2 separate regions of the Homo sapiens genome follow, and region 2 is linked to region 1. Evidence: chromatin contacts called from ENCODE Hi-C or POLR2A ChIA-PET data. All regions are on one chromosome and are shown on one strand. The core of a region is the stretch at or near the end of the contact, and the rest is flanking DNA. Distances in the headings are between cores, read along the strand shown.

The links. A loop is a pair of places that touch in the nucleus more often than their neighbours do. ChIA-PET counts read pairs that join two places held with the same protein, here RNA polymerase II (POLR2A). Pooled maps may share reads with other maps.
Region 2: a map of CD4-positive, alpha-beta T cell shows a loop between it and region 1 (11-fold over the local background). The contact joins the enhancer-like site here to the promoter of SLC37A1 in region 1. A Hi-C loop is called at or near these places in 23 of 168 maps with a recorded cell type or tissue (B cell, CD4-positive, alpha-beta T cell, CD8-positive, alpha-beta T cell and 16 more), 33 of 37 single-sample maps with no recorded cell type and 22 of 50 pooled maps. POLR2A ChIA-PET finds 5 or more read pairs at or near these places in 14 of 52 experiments (CD4-positive, alpha-beta T cell, GM12878, H1 and 9 more).

The regions. Positions count from the first base shown.
Region 1 is chr21:42,509,853-42,516,088 of GRCh38, forward strand. It overlaps SLC37A1 (solute carrier family 37 member 1), which reads left to right and starts at 4,000. Exons shown (of 20, transcript NM_001320537.2): 1 at 4,000-4,865. RefSeq lists enhancers at 2,404-3,126, 3,127-3,849, 4,691-4,920 and silencers at 3,761-4,120, 4,341-4,420, 4,431-4,530.
Region 2 is chr21:42,457,554-42,463,945 of GRCh38, forward strand. No RefSeq gene overlaps it. Among named protein-coding and RNA genes, the nearest start is that of RSPH1, 35 kb to the right of the region's middle. RefSeq lists an enhancer at 6,324-6,392. Within about 2 kb of position 5,143, at least 7 of the 41 ENCODE cell types and tissues checked have a DNase peak (open chromatin) inside an H3K27ac peak, as active enhancers do; they include B cell and OCI-LY7, where a contact is called at or near this core.

The DNA.
Region 1 (6,236 bases), core at 2,750-5,249:
CTCTAATGCTTTCTAAGCATGAGGTATTTTCTTGAGCTCTGAAGCCCAGTATCTTCAAAGCCCCCTTCAGGGAAACCTCAGTTCCCTGTCAGTCAAGGCCTGTCACTGGCTTTGCCTTGGCCTTCTCTGGGAGAATGTCTGCTCCTTAAGTTGATGGCATACAAGTTGAGGTGGGGAAAAATTAAAGTGTAGGATTTCTGTAGGCAGCTAATGTTTTATTACTGGAGTGCAGTGATGCGATCTCAGCTCACTGCAACCTCTGCCTCCTGGGTTCAAGCAATTCCCCTGCCTCAGCCTCCTGAGTAGCTGGGACTACAGGCACACACTACCACGCCCAGCTAATTTTTTGTATTTTAGTAGAGATGGGGTTTCACCATGTTGGCCAGGATAGTCTCGATCTCCTGACTGCATGATCTGCCCGTCTCAGCCTCCCAAAGTGCTGGGATTACAGGCGAGAGCCATAGCGCCTGGCCTAAAATGTATTATATAAGCATCATAGTGACCACAAAACAAAAACCTGCAGCAGATATACAAAATGTAAAGAGAAAGGAATCAAAGCATACCATTACAAAAATCATCACATTAGAAAGGAAGATAGTAAGGGAGTAACAAAGCAACAAAGGAACTACAAACCGCCAGAAAGCAATTTTTTAAATGGCAGTAGTAAGTCCTTATCAATAATTAATGTAAATGGATTAAATTCTGCAATCAAAAGATAGAAGTGGCTGAATGGATATTAAAAAAAAAAAATCTAGGTGCTGCCTGCAGGAGACTCAGCTTTAAGGATACACATAGGCTGAAAGTAAAGGCATGGGAAAAGATATTCCATGCAAATGGTTACCAAATAGAGAGCAAAAAAGATACTTATATCAGACAAAACAGACTTTAAGTCAAAAACTTCATAAGAGACAAAGTCACTATATCATGATAAAGAGATAAATTCATCAAGAGGATATAACAATTATAAATGTATATGCACCCAACATCAGAGTACCTAAATATATATTAACGGAACTCAAGAGAGAAATAGCAATACAGTAATAGCAGGGTACTTCAGTACCCCATTTTCAACAATGAATAGATGATCCAGACAGAAGATGAATAAGGAAACAGTGAACCTGAATAACATTCTAGAGCAAATGGACCTAACAGACATACAGAACACTCCTTCCCCCAGCAGCTGAATGCACATTTAAATGTACACAGAACATTCTCTAGGATAGATCATATGTTAGGCCACAAAACAAGTTTTAACAAATTTAAGAAGATTAAAATCATATCAAGTATCTTTTCTGACCACAATAACATGAACTAGAAATCAGTAACAGGAGGAAAATTGGAAAATTCACAAATATGCAGAAATTAAATACACACCTGAACAACCAGTGGGGTCAAAGAAGATATCAAAAGGGAAATCAGAAAATTCCTTAAGACAAATTAAAATGGAAACAACATACCAAAACGTATGGGATGCAGCAAAAGCAGTACTAGAGGGAAGTTTATAAAGAAAATGTGGTGTATAGCTGTATCTACACAATGGAATACTATTTAGCCTTAAAAAAGAAGGATTTCCTGTCATTTGCAACAACATGGATGAACCCGGAGTACATTACACTAGGTGAAATAAGCCAGGTACAGAAAAACAAATATAGGCCAGGCATGGTAGCTCACTTCTCTAATCCCAGCACTTTGGGAGGCTAAGGCAGGAAGACTGCTTGAACCTGGGAGTTCAAGACCAGCTTTGGCAACATATCAAGACCCTGTGTCTACAAAATTTAAAAAATTAGCTGGGCATGGTGGCATGGGCCTGTATTCTCAGATACTCAGGAGGCTGAGGGGGAGGATCACTTGGGCCTGGGAAATCAAGGCTGCAGTGAGCCTTGACCATTGCACTCACGCCACTGCCCTCCAACCTGGGCAACAGAACAAGACCCTGTCTCAAAACAAACCAACAAACAAACAAAAAAGAAAAATATGCATGACCTCACTTATTTTTGGAATCTGAAAAACTTGAACTCAGAGAAGCAGAGCATATAATAATGGTGGTTACCAGGGGCAGTAGGTGGGAGAAATGGGGAGTCGCTGGCCAAAGAGTACAAAGTTTCACTTAGGAAAGATGAGTAAGTTCTGGAGGGCTAATGTACAGCTCTAATGTATAGTTAGTAATAATACATTGTATACTTGAAATTTGCAAGAAGAATAGATCTTAAATATTCTCACCACCAAAAAAAAAAAAATAATGTGAGGTGATTGGATATACTAGCTTGACTGTGGCAATAATTTTACAATGTATTCATATATCAAAACATCACATCCTATACTACAAATTATGTAATTTTTATTTGTCAGTTATACGTCAGTACAACTGGGTGGGGGGGAGGGGGGGTGGGAAGAAGCTGTCTCCATATGAGGCCGAGGTGTCCTATATATCCTGAGCTTGTATTATCGCCTTTCAAGTGTAAAACCTGTAGGTGATGGGATGCCCGAAAGGTTTGAAAATCAGGAATGACAAGATCAGATTTTGCTTTAGGAGGGCAACTTGAGGCAGCTTAAAGAGTGGATTGCAGGAGGTAGAACTTGGAAGTGAGAACGCTGTTGCACAAGTGCAGTGAGAGAGGGGTAGCCTCGAGCCGAACCAATGGCAAGGGCCAGGGCTGGGGAGACCATTGGAGAGAGGGGTGGGAGCCACACTGGGCTATCACCGGGAATGGAGAGCTAGAAAAGAGAGGAGAAAGCACTGGCACAGGGGGCCTGCGGAGAGAAAGAAGGTCTGAAGAAAACCTGGCCAAAAGGAGAAGACTGGAGCCCTGGGCCATCCCGCTTGCGGAATGAGGGGCCGGCGGGCTTCCTGGGGCTGAACCCTGCGTGGCAAAGAAGTGGGCAGGTTTTCTTTCTGCCTGCAGAAGGCTTCTCAAATGCCTAACAAAGTGATGGATTTCACGCAGCCCAGCTCAGCAAAGAGAGACACAGACATCAGAGTGTTCTAGAAACAAAGCAGGGCCCCAGGGGGAAACTGCGAGGCCTAGCAGGGCAGGGGAGCCAAACACAGGGAAGAATGCCTTCTCCATTCTCCAGAGGGAAGCTCAACGTGCCTGGGGAAGGGTGCGAGGGGCACTGGCCTGTTGGGACATTTACAGCCAGGCCTCGGGTTGGTTTTATCCTTAAACATTGTTTTATCCGGGGGCAGGCTTTTTCCCCGGAAAATTTCCGCTCTGCCTCACTTTGCTCTTCCCCGAGGAGTGGGCTGGGAGCCCCCTCTGCTCTGAAGCCATCCTGGGGGTCCACTGTGGGTGTTCGGCAGTAGCTTCTAGGGGACTGGCCAGGCCCCTCCCTGGGGCTGCCTAAGGAGAAGAGTTGTTTCTGGGGTGACGTGGGAGCCTGTGTGCCAGGGCACTGGCCCGCAAGGGTAAGAACCCGGCGGGCTCCCGCAGCCTAACAGGGAGCTGCCTCTGTCACGTGCCTGCGAGGTGGGACACAAGTTGGCTTACAAGTTGGTTCGACATAGCCAAATCCGCGTGCCGCATTTCCACGCTATGGAGTGCTAGTCTTCATGATTGTGCCCCTTGACATGACACAATAGGAATAGAAGCCGGGAGGCCAAGCAAAGGCCCTCTTTGGGGGTGGGGGCGCGGCGGCATGTGACCCTCGCCGCCTGTGGGGAAGACCTGCCTTGAGGACAGAGCGCCAGGGGTGCAGAGGCCGCCTGGGACTGCCCGGAGGCCGGTGGGGAGCGCGCCAGCGAAAGCCCGTGCGCCCTCGGAGCCGGGGAAGGCGCGGGCCATGACCCGGGTTCGCCCGCAAAGGCCGGGCAGTGCCGCAAGGCGTGGGGGCGCCCCCGCCCGGTGGCCCCGGGGCTGGTGCGACCCTGGGCACGCCGGGGCCGGGGCCGGAGCCGGGGGTCGCGGCGGCCGGGGAGGGGGAGGAGCCGCGCGGCTCCGCCGGCGCCCCGCGGGCCAGGGAAAGTGAAAGGGCGGCGGGGCCTCCCGCGCGCCGCTCCAGGAAGTCGCGAGCAGGAAGCGCCCGCGGCGGCCGGGCCGGGCTGGGCTGCGGAGCGCGGGCCTCGGCGGCGCAGGTGAGGCGCGGGGCCGGGGCCGGACCGGGAGGCGGGGACCCCCCGCCCCCCCGCCCGCACCTGCGGGGCAGCCGGCGCTCAGGCGCCGCAGCCGCTCAGCACCTGCGGCGCCCTCAGGGAGCCGGGCGCGGGGCCCTGCGCACTCGGAGCTCGGCTCCTCTCCTTCCTTTTCTTTTTTTTCGGGGGGAGGTGGGGGCTGGTTTGGATGTTTTCCGAGAGCCGGGGACGGTCTCAAGCTATTTTCGCGGAGGGAAGTCTTTGAAATACGACATCTAGAAGAGTGGCCCTCGGCGACAATGCCGGGCGTTCCCGGACCGGGGCAACGCTGGGATTCCGGGGAAGTGGAGGCAGAGGGAGCGGGCACGGGGCCGGCAGCCGCTCCACGGAGTCCCCGGCAGGGGCGAGCTTAGCTGTCCAGCCGGGTCCCCTGCCCACCCCGGCCCGGGCCGCGGTGACAGCTGAGGGTCCAGAGAGCCGGCAGGAGGGGACCCTGCGCATTGTCTGCCGCGATGGGGACGTGGGCGTGCCCGCGGAATTCACCTCCTCCGGGGACCAGCCGCCCAGGGAGGAGCCGGCACAGAACGCTGGCTCGGAGCGCCGGCACCCTGGGCCTTTGCGTTGTTTGTCGGCTGAGCAGCTGGTTCCCGGAGCCCGTGGGCCTCCTGGCCAATGCGAGTGACAGCGACCTTCTGGGTTTATAATAAAGGGCTTGACGCGCCGGAAAGTCCCCTCGCCGCTGGCCACCAGCCTTCCAGCCCTTACGGCCCACGCCGTAATCCTGGTGACCGAGAAGGTACGTTCAGTCTAAGGATTTGCATTTGAACGAAGGATACTGGCCAAGCCCCTTACCACCCCCACTCCCCGCTAACACCCCAGCCCGCGGCCCCAGGTTTGAATTTCCAAAGGAGGAATTGCTAAAGCCTGCCCTTTCCGGGTCTCCCTTAGCTCTTTGCCTGGAAGGTGCCTGCCTGCCTGCCTGCCGGCCCTTGAACTTAAATCGTCTGAAGTTGTGTAAGTGGATAAATATTTTAGACTTCCCCCGTTGTTTTTTTATTAATCCCCTTTGAGAGCAAGCTTGAAAACACCTGGCCCCAGACCTGTGATTCACCAAGTCATTTTGGACCTGCATTTACACGTTCTGTTTCATGCAGCCCACCTGTGATGTTCTCTTTGTTGGGGGTTGGAGGCAGGTAAGGGAGGTGGTGCAAATGGAATTCAGGTTCCTTGTACTTCAGCCAAGGGGAAAGAGATAGTGACCATTTTCATTCATCTTTAATATGGAAAGCGCCTTTAAAAGCAAAAAGCCATAGAAAGAGCACACTCTGGACAGGAAGTTGTATTCTATCTCGTAATTTAAAAAAAAGAAAAGAAAAAATGCATGAAAACTTTTGGAGGAGAATTGCATTTCTCACCCATCTTTGCCTGTAAAGTGAGACCCAGTTAAAAAAAAATGTCATAAAGTAGATTATTTAAAATATCTGTGGGGCCGCTTTGATTATGTGTAATGCCACCTCAGCCCTAAAAAGACTGAGGAACCTTACTCCTGCTATTGCTCACTTCCTATCCCCATTATTTGAGTCTCTGCAGATTACTTGGAACCTTCTAGGCAGCGCAGATCACATGTGGGTGGGTCTGGGAGTGGAGCTTGTGAATGTTTCTTTCCTCAGCTTATTCTGTTTTACAGTTGCCTAGGGTGGGTTTTTTGAAGAAATAGGTATAAAACCATGTGTCTTTCAGAGTCTGTTTGTTTTTTTAACTTTTAGTTTCAGGGGTACATGTGCAGGTTTTACAGGTTGTAATAAAGATGCTCTAATGGGCTGTTTCCTAAGTTACTATCTTTTTATATTTTTTTAAGACAGGGTCTCGCTCTGTCGCCCAGGCTGGAGTGTAGTGGTGCAATCTCAGCTCACTGCAACCTCCGCTTCCCAGGTTCAAGTGATTTTCATGCCTCAGCCACCCGAGTAGCTGGAATTACAGGTGTGCACCACCACGCCCAGCTCTTTTGTGTATTTTTGGTAGAGATGGGATTTTGCCATATTGGCCATGCTGGTCTCGAACTCCTGGCCTCAAGTGATCTGCCTGCCTCTGCCTCCCAAAGTGCTGGGATTGCAGGCATGAGCCACCATGCCTGGCCTAAGTTGCTGTGTTTGACAGTGCAATGAAA
Region 2 (6,392 bases), core at 3,893-6,392, 51 kb before region 1:
CTTGCAAGCCTCATTCACTACCACGAGAACAGTATGGGGAAAACTGCCCCCACAATTCACTTATCTCCCACCAGGTCCCTCCCCAACATGTGGGAATTATGGGAGCTACAATTCAAGATGAGATTTGGGTGGGGACACAGCCAAACCATATTAGGTGGTCACATGGTTGCCTACATTTGTCCAAACTCATTGAACTGTTCACTTAAAATGGATGTTTTACTGTCTACAAAATATACTTCAAGAAAGCTGATATAACATGTTTTTAATTTTTTAATTAGATTGGGATATTAGGCTACTGGTACCAATGCCCAAGGGCTTCCCGTGGGCCCCACGGAGGGCCAGCTCTTGTCACACCCACCGGGTGAGGCACAGAGAGGCCAGTGTTCCCTGAACCCATAGCCAATGGCAACTGATAGAGCACTTTACATATATCTTTATGATGGTTAGGGTATTTGGATGATTCTGTTAATTTCTGAGTTGTCTACATTTTGGGGCGTTGGTTGAAAGCGACACTCTTACCATGTTCGCACAACACAGGAGCCAGATTTCGAAGTGGCACAGGCAGTCTAGGGTTGTAATTACATGAGCTCAGGTTGGTTCCTCCGTCCCTTAGCCACCAACCCCCTTCCAGTCCCTCTTCCACATACCTCTCTTCATTCTGCGCTGTATTATTATTATTATTATTATTATTATTATTATTAAAGATGGAGTCTCACTCTGTTGCCCAGGCTGGAGTGCAGTGGCATGATCTCCGCTTACTGCAAGCTCCGCCTCCCAGGTTCACACCATTCTCCTGCCTCAGCCTCCCGAGTAGCTGGGACTACAGGCACCCACCACCACACCCGGCTAATTTTTTGTATTTTTAGTAGAGACGGGGTTTCACCATGTTAGCCAGGATGGTCTCAATCTCCTGACCTCCTGATCCACCCAACTTGGCCTCCCAAAGTGCTGGGATTACAGGCATGAGCCACCACACCTGGCTGCTGTATTATTATTTACTCACATACATATCTTGCCATGACGTTGCAGGGATGCAACATGAGTTTACTACTCCATGCTCCTTCCACATAGCCACCCCCACTCCTGCCCAAGCCTGACTCCATACGCAGTGTTTGATCATAGTCCCCATTCCATAAACTGTGGTCATATTAAAAGTGAATAAAATAATCCCCAGAGTTTAGTTGTGTATCATTCTATTTCAATAGTTGTTTTTATTGTGGTGGTAAAACTAATATAACCTAGTTATAACACTCTTTATGATATTAATATAGCCTCTAATCTGTCAAAGTTTCTAATTTTGTGGGCACTCCTTTTTATTGTATTTGCAAAAAGCAGTAAAATCCGGGAATGCAGTGTACTCTTGTTCCCGGACCAGGCTGAGTGTCGGGCAGCTATTTCTTGTGGCCCAATAATGAGATGCAGATGAACTGGGGAGGAGGAGAGTTTTTATTTCTGAAACCAGTTACAGGGAGAAGGCCTGGAAATTATCACTAGACCAACTCAAAATTACAAAGTTTTCCAGAGCTTGTATACCTTCTAAGCTCTATGTCTACATGTAAGTGTGCATTCATCTGAAGACTTAAGTGATTAACTTATTTTAATCTGTAACTAATGTCTGAGTCCTGAAGACCTTCCTCTGCAGCCTCAGTAAATTTACTTATCTAAATGAGTCCAGGTGCTGGGGTGATTACCCTTATCTTGACTTCTGCTAAATCTTGGAGGTCTGGGGAGTTCCTTCAGACTTCCAATAAACTTGTTTGTGGAAGCCTGGGGAGTTTTTTAACCCCAGTAAAACTTGTTTAATCCTAAATGGGTCCTGTTAAGAATTCTTTCATTATTTTGTCATGCGTTAAGGCCCAGGAAAGGCCTGGGCAAAACCCTTGGTGGGCTTTTGTTACATTTCAGCCTTTGTATAGGGGCACTGGCTTTTCTTAGCTTTTAATATTTAACTTAACTACTCGGTCAGTACTGAAGCAGTTGTTATGGAGGCCTGCGTTAGTGAAACCTGGCCTTCCACACTCTGTTTTACATACTCTTACAAATCCAAGTTCTAGAAAATTGTTTTCAAATAAATTTATCTTACGCAGCAGCTGTGTTCTGGATTGCAAGTGGATAAAATGAAACTGAGTGGATTTAACCATGCAGCACCAATAACTACCAGGTAGGGGCTTCCCACGTGGAGGTGTCAAACGAAGTTCGTTCCCTGCACTCCCTCATGCAATCCTCAAGGCAACATGTGAGATTTGCAATGAAGAAATTATACAACACGCAGAGATCACAGAGCTAGCTAACTGTGACGCTGATGTAACCTGGAAGTTACCAGTCTTTGAACTGGACGACTGTTACACTGAGCCGTGAAAGCTGATGGTTCTCAAAATGTGGCCCCTGGACTAGCAGCACCTGTCCCCACTGGAAACTTGCTGCAAATGCACATGCTCAGGCGTGGATCCGAAATTTGGGATGGGGCCCAGCCATCTGTGATTGGACAGGTTCTCCAGGTGATTCTGATGCAGCTCAACCTGAGAATCATTTCTCTTGGGGAAGTGGCTTTGTGGAGGAATGCCACTACAGATCCAATACAAAGAATGGCCCTGGGAGGTTGGCAGTCAGGTGTTCAGGTCAGGTTTCCTCAAAGGCAAGACTCCTATATGACAGGAAGATGATCCTGCGACTTCATAACTACAGATGTGTGTGTGTATATGTATCTATGTGTGTGTGTCTATGCCATTTGTATACACGTGTTTTTTTTTTTTCTTCCTACAATGTGATGAAGAATCAAATTGCAGGCTCTTCATCCACAGAAATTCCCCCTTGTGATCTGAGGCTCTGCCGAGCAGTGGCCCCTCCCCAAAGCAGCCCCAGTTCTCCACTTCCCTCCTGGCCCCCACCCTTGATCATGGCTCCTGAGCATTTTGGGTTTTGTCCAGGGGCTCACTAAGAGCTCTGAGTAGGAAGTTCTCGCTACAAAGATTCAGCTGTGGGCGAAAACCGTATCATTTCCCCAGGTGACGTGGGGTGTGAGGGCAGGGCTGGAGTGCCCCGGGTTCACTGGGGAGCTGCAGAGACTATCACTTGCCTTCCAGGAACCCTTACCGTGTGCCAGCTTCCACAGGACTGTGGTGGAAATGTGGTCAAGGTCTTAGGAGCAGGCCACACAGGGATGGTTCATGCACTGAGGGAGGGGTGTGGAGCCTCTGATTCTGATGGGACTCCCAGGGGTGCTCACAATGGCAAATGGGCTGCTGTTACCTCCTAGCACTGGACTCTGGGTCACCCGCAAGTGTAGGTCACTTCCTTGCTGGTCAGTAATGGGGCACAAGTCACCACAGCAGGCGCCGCTCCTGAAACTCTCTTCAGGGATAGCACGGGCGGAAGTGCAGGCAGCAGGCAGAGCGTGGAGGTCCGTGTGGTGCTCAGTCACTATGGCAACTAGAGATCACAGAGCCACAGTCACCATCCCCCTAGGGCACCTGCCCAGGGAAAAGGAGAAATGTAAAACCACAAGCATACAATTAAGAACAGGTGCAGAGACCCAGCGGCTTCCAGGGCAGCTTTGAAGGGATCCCTCATCTCTCTGGTCCCAGGACATCTGTGCCAAGGGCCAAGCATGGGCCTGATTATAAGGAGCAGCACTGAGGTTCCGATTAAATGCTCAACCCTGCCTGATCTCTTACCAGGAAAGGGTGTGATATGTCCCCACCCAAATCTCATGTTCAATTGTAATCCCAAGTATTGGAGGTGGGGCCTGGTGGGAGGTGACTGGATCATGGGGGTGGATTTCCACCTTGCTCTTCTCGTGATAGAATTCTCACGAGATCTGGTTTCAAAGTGTGTGGCACCTCCTCCTTCTCTCTCTTCCTCCTGCCCTGATCTTGTAAGAGGTGCCTGCTTCCCTGTCGCCTTGCGCCATGATTGTAAGTTTCCTGAGGCCTTCCCAGCCATGCTTCCTATACAGCCTGCAGATCCCTGAGTCAATTAAACCTCTTTTCTTTATAAATTACCCAGTCTCAGGTAGTTCTTTACAGCAGTACAAGAACAGACTAATACAAGGTGTCCATGGGGAAAGACACATGGAGAGATTTGGGCAGAGAAGAAAGAGAGGCTGGAAATTTGGAGCTGCCAATTCCCCTGAACCCCTGTTGTCTACAGAGGCAGCTCCCCTTTGCTCTCCCTTCTCTTTCTCCCCTCCTCTCTCCTCCTTTCACCTCCCATCCCCCATGGAACCCAACACTCCTCTATTAAAAAGCCTTGCAATGACTGCACCTGGGGAAGTTGCCTCCTGAGCTGATGCCACTTCCCCAGGACCCACATCACACCTCTCATTGCCTCCAGTCCCAGAAAACAGTTGAGACCATCAGAGGCAGGGTGAGGAGGGCCCAAGACCCCCCTGGGAGGAGATTGCCTCAACATGGAGCTGCAGGTCCACTCTAGCAGGTAGCAGCTAGAGCCTGGGAGCAAGTGTGGGGTGGAGTCTGACAGTGCCTGCCCCACATGGAAGAGAGCGAGCCTGGATTAGGCTGGGTTTCAGGGTTTAATATGTTGGCTCAACCCCTGAGAAAGTGGTTAATAATCCTCCAGGTTGGCTAATTGGACAAAGTTAATGAGATTGAAAAGCTTGAAATCCTGGCACGCTCTAGAGAACAGAGCTCAAAGACTCAAGGAAATAGAAATGTAGAAAGGTGCCTACTATTTGCAACTGACTCAGACCTTCCCTAATATGCTTCTTCCCCAAGGGGCCCGGAGGAAGAGAGGAAATGCATTGGTGAGTCCTTCACCAGCTCTGTGGGCCGTCCTCTGTGGGCTGGAGGCAGCGCCACTCTAAGCACCAGAGTAGGGGCGGCTCTTAACCATCAGAGACAAGGCAGGTCTCAATGCCCCAAGGAGCGAGGGATCGCAGGTAACAGTATTTTGACCCATAATTGTCTATGGCAATGGGTCCTTGGTCACAGGCACCCCAGACATGAGACAGAGACCTACTAAGTGCTGCTTGACATATTTAGGTGGGGAAAGCCCAGGTCTGCTAGGAAGAATCCTGCCTCATGGCTAAATCCCAGGTACCAGACTTAAGGCGGTTTGCCACCTTTATCACAGGGTTCCAACATGAGGGCCCTTGAACTCTCCTATGGCGAGAGGCCATCTGTTTCCTGCTGGGATCCTGACTGAGAGGATGGTGCCTTCACAGACCTCACATTTCAGTGAGGGGGAGGGTCAGCACAAAGGTAATTATGCAAATTAACACAGCAGGAAGTTCTCCTTATCAGGAGATAAACAGTACAAAGTCATGCACAGCATATCCTGTTAAACCAAAATACAAAGTAAATAGTGAGAAGTAGGGTTTGATTTAGAGTCTATCTTGATCAATTAAAAATTATGAACATTGGTCCATTTTACCTTGTATTTTGAAAAGGTAAATTAGGCAAAATTGCAACTATGCCCAAATTCTTAAAATAATAGTAAGTCAACATTAATGGTGGCAGTAGAGTTCTTATACATTTTCTGACTATGTTTTATGATAGCAGAACGCAACATTTTTAACTTCATGTTTGACTTAATACATCATGTGTTCAGCAAAAGAGTCATTTTTACAAAAATATGTATGGCCTTTAATTTTCCCAAGAGCTCTTCATCATCCTTTGAATTAAATTATTTGTTTTGTCAGGGCTGGTTTGTTTCTGTTTGTTTGTTTTTTCTTTTATCCCCCTAAGTAAGGAAACAAAGGACTAGTTGTTGACAGTCTCATACCCTATTGTTACTTAGTCTCATTTTTCCAGAACCTCCTTTGTCAGTAGCTTTGTGTATAATTTGAGTAGTCCCCCACATAATGTTAATCAATTCCATGAAACCTTACAGCGTTTCCAAGATTGAAAATTTCCCTTTGCCATCCATTGGTGTTATATTTGTATTGTGTTGTGGAAAATTTGACAATCAGAAAAACTGATTGCCAAGGGCGTGGACACAATGGTTAGAGGCAGAGAGATGCTCAGGCTAAACAGGGCAGGTGTTCAGTGAGGGTGCAGCCTTTAAATGGTGCGTTTGTGGCAAATATTTTCAAGGCAGTCTGACCACTTTTGCTTCTCTACCAACTTTCTAATACGGGGTCCGAATAACGAATGCTTGGAGGGCATCCCTGGCCTACCCCAGCCCCAGGCACAGTGCCTGGCACACCCTTAGCTTTCCAGAAATAGTTATTGACTGGATGAATTGCTAATTATGGTAAATGGCATTGGTAAAAAAAAAAAAAAAAACTTCAGCCAAATTAAATTTAAAGGAGTTTAATTGAGCAATGAATGATTTGCGATGCGAATCAGGCAGCCTTCTGAGCCAGGGTAGGCTTAGAGACTCCAGCTACGTGATGGAAGCATATTTATGGACAGAAAAAGGAGAGTGAAGTA